Regions from separate parts of the Homo sapiens genome. Here region 2 is linked to region 1. Evidence: read pairs that join two places in POLR2A ChIA-PET (ENCODE). Cell type or tissue: HepG2. All regions are shown on one strand. Links, peaks and the distances in the headings refer to the core of each region. The heading gives the core; the rest is flanking DNA. Region 1 overlaps CHN2 (chimerin 2). Region 2 overlaps CHN2 (chimerin 2).

Region 1 (4,396 bases), core at 117-4,116:
ACCCCACCCCAAGCTTTTAGATGTGACCCAGTCTCCTAATACATCCTGTAAGATCCCGCCTCATAGATCACTACCCACTTCCCTTACTTTCTTCTTTCTAGCCATAATGAATTTTCATTTCTGTAATAGATCACCCTGTAACTCACCTCCAAGTCTTTGCAAATTCTATTCCCTTTGCCTGAAATATTCTCCTGGGCTTTTTCTCACTGTTTGGCTATCTCCTTCTCATCCTTAAGGTCTCAGAGGAGTCATCACTTGTTTTGGGGAGTTGGGGAAGGCTTTGTGCCCCAGAGCACACTATATCTCCCCCACCTTAGCAGTTATTGCTCTGTATTATAATTGTTTGTTAGCTTCTGTTATCCCCAACCAGACTGTAAACTCCTTGAGAACAGAAACCAGTCCTGGCATCCAGTACAGGGCATGGTCCATACTAAATGTGTGCGGAATTTAATTCACTGTAAAAAATGGTGCTACCTCGCCCTTCATCAAACCCAGCATTTCTGATTTACAAGTTACCAAGTCAGCTCATGGACATTACTGCTCAAATTCAGCCATAGGAGCTTCATACTGCAAGAGAGACTTGATAACTTTGCAGCATTAAGTTATTTGCCGGCAAGTTAAACTTAGCAGAATAAACCCAGAGTGAAGTGTTTCCTTATTATTTCACACAAGGGAAAAAGCAGAACAACTTAGGAATTGCAGGAAAAATGGGAGGCTCTAAATAATTAAGGTGTGTTGGAATTAAGGTGAGTGTCTGAAAAAAAATAATCTATGTGTCAGGAAACCTGGTTTGAAGCGGTAATAATGGAAAGCAAATCTGAAGTTGTCCTTAAATCAATAGAAATCATTCAGATTCTTATGGTGGGAGACTAATAAGTCAGAATCCGTCCTGCAGGCCCAGAACAGAGGTAAATAGGCATCATTTTGTAAATAAAGTATTATTGGAATACAGCCACATCCATTCATTGAAATATAAAATATGGGAAAGTTCGTACTACAATGACAGAGTTGAGTGGTCCAGACAGGACAGAGACTATATGGGCTACAAATCGTAAAGTATTTACTGTTGGTACTTTACAGTTGCTGATCCTTGAGCTAGGAAATGAATAAGATTATTTGCATTCATTCAGAATCATTTATGGAGTTCTGTAGTATGTTGAGCACAGTGCCTGGCTTATAGTTAACTCAAATAAATGTGGGCTGTGATTGACATTATAGTGGTTGGGCATTGATGAACAGACACTGGGCTCAGGTAAAGGCCCTGCTACAGAAGGCAGGGGTACAGATGTTCAAGGCATGTGAAGTAATTTAGGCCAAGGCCAAGCCCAAAGAGCAAAGACAAACTGAGCTGGGTGGTAACTTGGTGTTTACTCTGTTCTAAAGCAAACCACTCTTGGAGAATGTTTTTATCACTTTCTTTTCTCTATTTCCAGAGAAAACGATCACAGGCCAAGCTTAATTTGTGGTTAGTCAGTATTTCACTCTGAGTTCCGTGAAGTGGCTTCCAGGATCTTCCCTAGGGGATGTGGTACAGGTTTAAGAAATTCAGGGTGTGTATTTCACATCAATTGAAGAATCTCTTGAAGGCAAACAGAAAGGTTAGTTTCTTCTGTTTGCAGTGCACACTTTTGTTTGCATGTGAGCATGAATCATCAGTCTCCTCACTAAGCATAATCCAAGCAGACGAAGCTCAAATTAACACTAAAGGAAGGTAGCAAGAATGAGTTTGTTTTTAAGGATTTTGTGGTAGGCAGAATAATGGCCTCCAAAGATATCAGATCCTAATCCCTAGAGCCAATAACTGTGACCTTACCTTGGCAAAAAGGTTTATGCAGATGTGATTACATTAAGAATCTTGAGATGAAGAAGAATCTTGGATAATCTTTGTGGACCCTAAATACCAGCACCCGTCTCTTTTTAAGGGAGAGGCAGAAGGAGATTTCACAGACAGTCACAGAGGAGAAGTCCGGGGGAAGTGGAGCAGAGAAGGATTTGAAGATCCTGGGGTGGTGCAGCCACAAGGCCAGGCATGCAGGAAGCCCACAGAAGCTGGAGGAGGCCTGGAACAGATTCTCTCCTAGCTCCAGAGGGAGCACAGCCCTCGATTGCAGCCCCAAAAATTCTTTTCACACCTCTGGCCTCCAGAACTGTATGAGAATAAGTTTGCCTTGTTTTAAGCCACCAAACTTGTAGTAATTTGTTATAGCAGCCACAGAAAACTAATACAGATGTATTCATCAGATGAATGGTAGGTACATTACTTCATTACTTCTTTTTTTTTTTTGAGATGGAGTCTTGCCCTGTTGGCAGGCTGGTGTGCGGTGGTGTAATCTTGGCTCACTGCAACCTCCGCCTCCCAGGTTCAAGCAATTCTCTGCCTCAGCCTCCCGAGTAGCTGGGATTACAGGCCCCCACCATCACGCCCGGCTAATTTTTTTATTTTTAGTAGAGATAGGGTTTCACCATCTTGGCCAGGCTGATCTTGAACTCCTGACCTCGTGATCTACCCACCTCGGCCTCCCAAAGTGCTGGGATTATAGGCGTGAGCCATCACACCCGGCCTCATTACTTCTTATACCATAATAAATAAGAAAGAGAGAGAAACAACAACGCACCCCCACCACCACCACATTAACTTCTGCTTTAGCCACACAAGTAAGAACAGATGGTAAATAATACAAGTTACTGGACTGGGGTTGGAAGAGATTTTTGTCTATTATGATGCTGAGAACAGTGCCCAGAACATGTAACATGCTCAGAAAAGAGCAACTCAATACATAAATGATATCAAGGCAGGTAAAGTTCCGTGTGAATTGTCAGCTTGTAATGGCATTAGGACCCTGGATGGATACTGTGATTAAGCGTGGTGCACAGACAGCTGCCTGTTTGAGAGCCATTTGTTACCAGTCCATGGCGAAATGGGTACAGAAGTACAGAGGTCTTCAGAAACTACTTCTTACTGCTTTCTTTTAATCCACTGATTGAAAAAAATGACATAGTTGATAAAGAGCTGTTGTAAATTCAACAATGTTTTTAAAATAAATTTGTAATTAATTACAAATTTATTAATTAATCACAATATATTACGTTTTAAAATGGTCATATACGCGAAGAAGAGAGAAATAATTTTAGGAAGCTGTATTTATTCCAAATGTAGAGAATTCTCCAACCACATATAATAATCATGAGCCCCTGAGAGTCCATGACCTGGAGGTTCAAAGCTACAAGCCAATCCCACCAAGGAAACTAGGGTGTGAAGGCACTCTGTGATTAGCCCCCCGTCTTACAATTTAGTTAGCATCCGAGACAGGCCCAAACCCAGAGCTTGTGTCTTCTGAATCCCATTCCAGTGCTTTTTTAGTAGCCACTGATGTGACATCTCATGGACCTCCTAGAGGTGGTCTCCTAGGCAACCTGGTGCATGCCCATAGGCCTAAATCAGGCTAAAGAAGGAAGGTCATCATGACCGCCACACCACCCGTGGAGGACAGCAGGGTCCTTAGGGTCCTGGGCAGGTTGCACGTGTGTGTGGCCTTGCACTGAGACAGGCCACACTTGATTTAATGCCCTGCTGTTGCCTTCTTGAAGTTCTTAATAATTTTCAAAAGAGAACATGCAGTTTTATTTTGCATAGACCCCTACAAATTATATAGTTGGGACTGTGCAAGCAAGGCCGTTTGGATCCAACTTCATTTTATTTCTAGTTTGCTTCTGCTGTCATTCTGGAGACACAGCCTTCATTATTGCACCTCAGGATCTGACAGACCATCATCTCCTGGGTGAGGACACAATATCGCCAGGCTGGGCCTCGGGTGAAGGAAGGGAAGGGTCTAGAGCGCAAAAGTTAAGGAGGCCCTTACTCTTGGGGGTGTGTGAAGGCAGAGCCGGCACCTGAGAGGGAGTACCCCTTAAAAATTGCAGCTCACTTTCCTCACCCAAGTCTCATCCTGTAGTACACCTGCAGTATGCCTGTAATGTTCCTGCAGACACCTGCAGTACAGTATTCTCCTGCTTCCTTTGCCTCTGCGTGCCTCTGTGGTCACTGAATTTTCATCAGCCAGATCAGGTGGCACACAGAAACCTACCCCATTGACTTGTTCTTAGATTTTTCTAAAAGTGTTCTTTATTTGCTCAGTCTCTGTTAAGGAAGAATTACATTTCCCCATTCTCTGCAAGACTCGCCATGGTTGGCTGGTGCATGCTCTACTGTGTAAGTGTAATTTGATATAAAGCTGAATTGTCAATAGCATGAAACATTTTATAGGAAGAGTGAAAGAGTAGATGGTGGTCTCATTCATTCTGTCCCGGAGAGCAAGAGCAGTGTGGCATGGTAGCAAGTGAGGAGAAATCAGAGAAGCTCAGTTCTCATCCCGACTCCACTGCTTCTTCCCTGTGG
Region 2 (4,396 bases), core at 270-4,269, 53 kb before region 1:
AACATCTTTTATTAGATGGTAATTAGCCTAAAACCTTCAGATTCTGTGTTTCCCTTTATTTTTTTAAAAAATGAAGGGTGTTTTTTTCTTCCACTTAAAAAGTAATACATGCTTCATTCAGGAAACGCACATACACATTTATTCCTAGAAGGAATCACAAGAAACTATTGACAATGGATACCTTTAGGGAGAGAGGAATTTTGCATTTTTAGTTCTTTTATACCTTCAACTTTTGAAATTGGAATTTTCTGCTGTGCACAGGTATTACTTCTGTTTCTAAAAATAAATTATGGCTGGGCACAGTGGCTCACGCCTGTAGTCCCAGCACTTTGGGAGGCCAGGGAAGGCAGATCACTTGTGCTCAGGAGATTAAGACCAGCCTGAGCAACATGGGAAGACCTCATCTCTACAAGAAATACAAATATTACCTAGGCATGGTGGCACATGCCTATGGTCCCAGCTACTCAGGACCACAGGTGGGAGGTGGGAGGATCACTTGAGCCCAGAAGGTCAACTGAACCATTGCACTCCAGCCTGGGCAACAGAGTGAGACCTTGTACAAAAAAAAATTAATAAATTAATACCAATTAACTTGGAAAATTAGAAAATAAAGGAAAATAGAAGAGGGAAAATACCCATAGTTCTACCATGAAAGAGAATCATTGCTAACCTTTTCTCTTCATCTCTTTCTGGTCTTTGTGCATGCTTGCTTTTTTCTTACCAAGTTGCAGTCATACAAATATATTAGATATTATAGGTTGGAGATATTTGGACTTTTAAAAATGATGCATAAAGGGGATGACAAGCCACAGACTGGTCTTCAGGTGCACAAAATTGTCATTTTCTTCTTTTGAATGATTGAATTTAATTTAGTTATTGACACTGTTTGACGCTGTCAATCACTTAAACTTGCCAATTCAAGTGAATTAAAACTTAAGTTCTAGGTGACTATAGTTAAAACAATTTATTATATATTCCAAAATAGCTAAGAGAGGCTTTCGAATGTTCCTAACATAAACAATAAATGCTTGAGGTGACAGGCATCCTGATTACCCTGATTTGATCATTATACATTGTACTTATGTATCAAAATATCACATGTTCTCCATAAATATGTACAATAATTATATATCAATTAAAAATAAAAATAGAAAAAGTATGCATACTCAAAATCAAGAATTAAAAAAGAAACATAAGACTTAGCTGCTTTTGACTGGGCACAGTGGCTCACACCTGTAATCCCAGCACTTTGGGAGACCGAGGCGGGTTGATCGCCTGAGTTCAGGAGTTCGAGACCACTCCGGGCAACATGGTGAGACCCGCCCCCACTCCCCGCATCTCTACTGAAATACAAAAAATTTGCCGGGCATGGTGGGGTGTGCCTGTAGTCCCAGCTACTCGAGAGGCTGAGGCAGGAGCATTGCTTGAGCCTGGGAGGCGGAGGTTGCAGTGAGCGAGCTGAGATCGCGCCATTGCACTCCAGCTTAGGCTACAGAGTGAGACTCTCTCCAAAAAAAAAAAAAAAAAAAAAAAAAATCTAGCTGCTTTTGGGTTAACTGCCTTGTTTAGAGACTACCCCTTTTCCTGTCCCTTCTCCTGGAGTGACCTGGGGCAGGTCCCTCTGCGTGCCCTGTCCTGCTATTGTTACTCTGGCCCACGGGCTGTGTCTTCGACATCCCAGCTTTTGTCTTTTCTACTTATGTGTTGGAATATTGGCAATGCTGTCTGCCCCTCCCACTCTCCTGCTGCATGTCCCTCCCCCCACACCCACCCCCACACTCACTGCCAACCCACCCGCCAACCCATCCGCAAGGCTGCCCCCAGGGCTCTTTGCCCAGGCCATCTGTCCCATCCTCTCCAACCTGGCTCAGGCTGCACAGGAGGCTCCTCCGCAAAGTTCCTAGGTCCAGTGACCTCACTATCAAAGCTCCAACACCTCTGCTCCAGGCCCCAATAAACTGGCCTCCCGGTTCCAATCCACACCTGCTATGCAGGGCCAGTTAGACCCCCTGAGACTGGGCTCTGCCTCAGTCCCTCCCACCAGAACCGGGGATTCACAGAACATTCATCCTCACTCAGAAGAGCATTGCTCCAAGACCTCCAGACATCAGCTGTTGAGATTTAAAATCAAAATTTGGGAAGCCAGAAAGCCTTTTTCTTCCAGGCCATCACTGCCGTACACCTTTAAGAAGCGATTTTGAAACACAAAGCCACAGGCTGCTTCTGACCTCACTTTCCTTGGACAGAAGCTTCAGCTTGGAAGGTCTACTTTTTAAGGATAGAGGGAATTAGGAAATAAATATTGTGATAGGCACTTTTAAAAATGTTATCCTTCTGCATTTGTACTCTAACTTAATCTTTGCATTCCTGAGGAAAATACAAAACAAAAGAAAATTTGTCTAGCTTACTTCCCTTTCCTCCTCTTCAAGAAAGTAAAGGTGTTTTTCTCTGTCCAGAAAATTTATTCTCTGATTTATTATCCAAAGTTCTCCAAGGTTGGATAATCCTAGAAAGGGGTGTTACTCCTTTCCCAGAAGCTTGAAGTCCCTTGGGACTGCCTCATTTCCCCAACCCAGCTTGCCCCACTTTCCATGAAATACTGGTTGATCAAATCTCCAGTCCTGTGGGAGGAGCAGCTGTATTTACTTAAAGGCAACAGGGAACGTGGGCTGGTTCCTGACCCAACTCCTACCTCTCCCTATTCCTCTGTGGAGTCACTGTCCACTCTCTGGGCCTCAGACAACTGCCTCCACATCAGAGTGATCATGGGCCAGCACACAACCCTCCCGGATATGCCACATTTTCCACATGCATGTGTATGGGTTTTAAAATGGTAGAGAAGATAAATTTATCTTTAAAAAAGAAAAATAGGTACATTTTCTAAAATACCCATAAGCTATTGCTCTCCAAGTGTAAATAACTGGAAGAATGTTGATGATAGCTACCTCTTTCCAGAAAATGAGCCTCTAAAATTAACACCACCCTGCACCTGAAGCAAGCAGGTTGCTAATCAATAAATGTCCACTTGCAATTAGGATAACACATAGTTCTCTGAGCTGAGAGCTAAATTGGTAATTGCTCTTCTGTTATTTCCCATGGTTAAAAAAAAGGGGGGGGGGGGGCGGTGGTTGAGTAACCTGGCTTTTTGTTTCAACTTTCATTTTCAACTTGAAAGCAAAGACAATAGCAGAAAGCCAGGTGGACTGGGCATCCTTCCTTTTGTTTGCCTGCTTGAATACTTGTGTTTGGAGCATGTGAGGGGTGGTTCCAAGTCACTTAAGATGGGCAGTAGTCACCCCCCTTCTTCACTCAGTTGTGGGGCTGTCGATTCTGGGTGCCCCCACCATCCTTTTAAGGCTAGTTCTTTGTGGTCCTTATTCTGTATGTGGTCTGTTCAGAGCATTGATGGTCTTGTACCTTCAGGTTTCATGGGATCATCTCTCGGGAGCAGGCGGATGAGCTTCTTGGAGGCGTGGAGGGTGCCTACATCCTTAGAGAAAGCCAGCGGCAACCAGGATGCTACACGCTGGCTCTCAGGTGAGGCGCATTTCATTCCTTGTTTTCATTGCTGTACAAGTGGCTTCACTGATGTTTGCCCATTTTTAAGAATTGTAGCAGAGTATACATAACACAAAATTCATCATTTTTCCCATGTTTATGTTATGAGGGGGGGGTCCCACTCTCTCACCCAGGCTGGAGTGCAGTGGCACAATCATGGCTCACTGCAGCCTCTGCCTCCCAGGCTCAAGTGCCTCCCACCTTAGCCTCCTGAGTAGCTGGGACCACAGGCACACACCACCATGACTGGCTAATTTTTTTTTTTTTTTTTTTTGAAGAGAATGGGGTCTCACCATGTTGCCCGGGCTGGTCTTGAACTCCTGGGCTCAAGCCATCCGCCTGTCTCAGCCTCCCAAAGTTCTGGGATTACAGTCAGGAGCCACTGCACCTGGCCTCCTTTTAAAATTTTTAAGTAAAATTCAGTGGCATTAAGTACATTATTAATGTTGTACAAACATCTCCATATTCATTTCCAGAACTTTCTCATCATCCCACACAGAAACCCACTACCATAAACAATTACCCCTCCCTACTCCTTACTTGATATCTTCACTTGTTTCTGAAGCACCAGCAGTATATCAGAGTTTGTTTACATTTCCTCAGCCGCAGATGCTATCGGTAGGTGTGGACACTGGGACTCTGATCATGGACACACAGTAAACTGGAGAACCATCTGGAAAGTTAGTGTTTCTACAGCCACCTCTGCCTGCACCATCTAGCTGGCCGAGGCTGCAGCGTCTTTGCCTCAGCTCCCAGCAGCCCATGTTGAAGGAAGGGCTCCTTCACCTGGCCTTGCACGTGCAGACCTCACAAGACCTGCATTTGCTCATGGGGTTCT

The links. Peaks named below come from ENCODE experiments on the same cell type or tissue, not always from the same donor. Only the 100,000 strongest peaks of a DNase experiment are listed, where the experiment ranks them.
Region 2: POLR2A ChIA-PET joins it to region 1 with 8 read pairs; 3 of 35 experiments call an interaction of 5 or more read pairs at or near these places.

What each region holds. Positions count from the first base shown.
Region 1 is chr7:29,448,507-29,452,902 of GRCh38, forward strand. All of the region lies in intron 6 of CHN2 (chimerin 2), which reads left to right. Among named protein-coding and RNA genes, the nearest start is that of PRR15-DT, 110 kb to the right of the region's middle. In HepG2, for the core only: no CTCF peak of the experiment used is centred there; DNase peaks (open chromatin) are centred at 1,325 and 1,625.
Region 2 is chr7:29,394,950-29,399,345 of GRCh38, forward strand. CHN2 (chimerin 2) reads left to right here. Exons shown (of 13, transcript NM_004067.4): 5 at 3,424-3,537. Among named protein-coding and RNA genes, the nearest start is that of PRR15-DT, 170 kb to the right of the region's middle. In HepG2, for the core only: no CTCF peak of the experiment used is centred there; no DNase peak of the experiment used is centred there.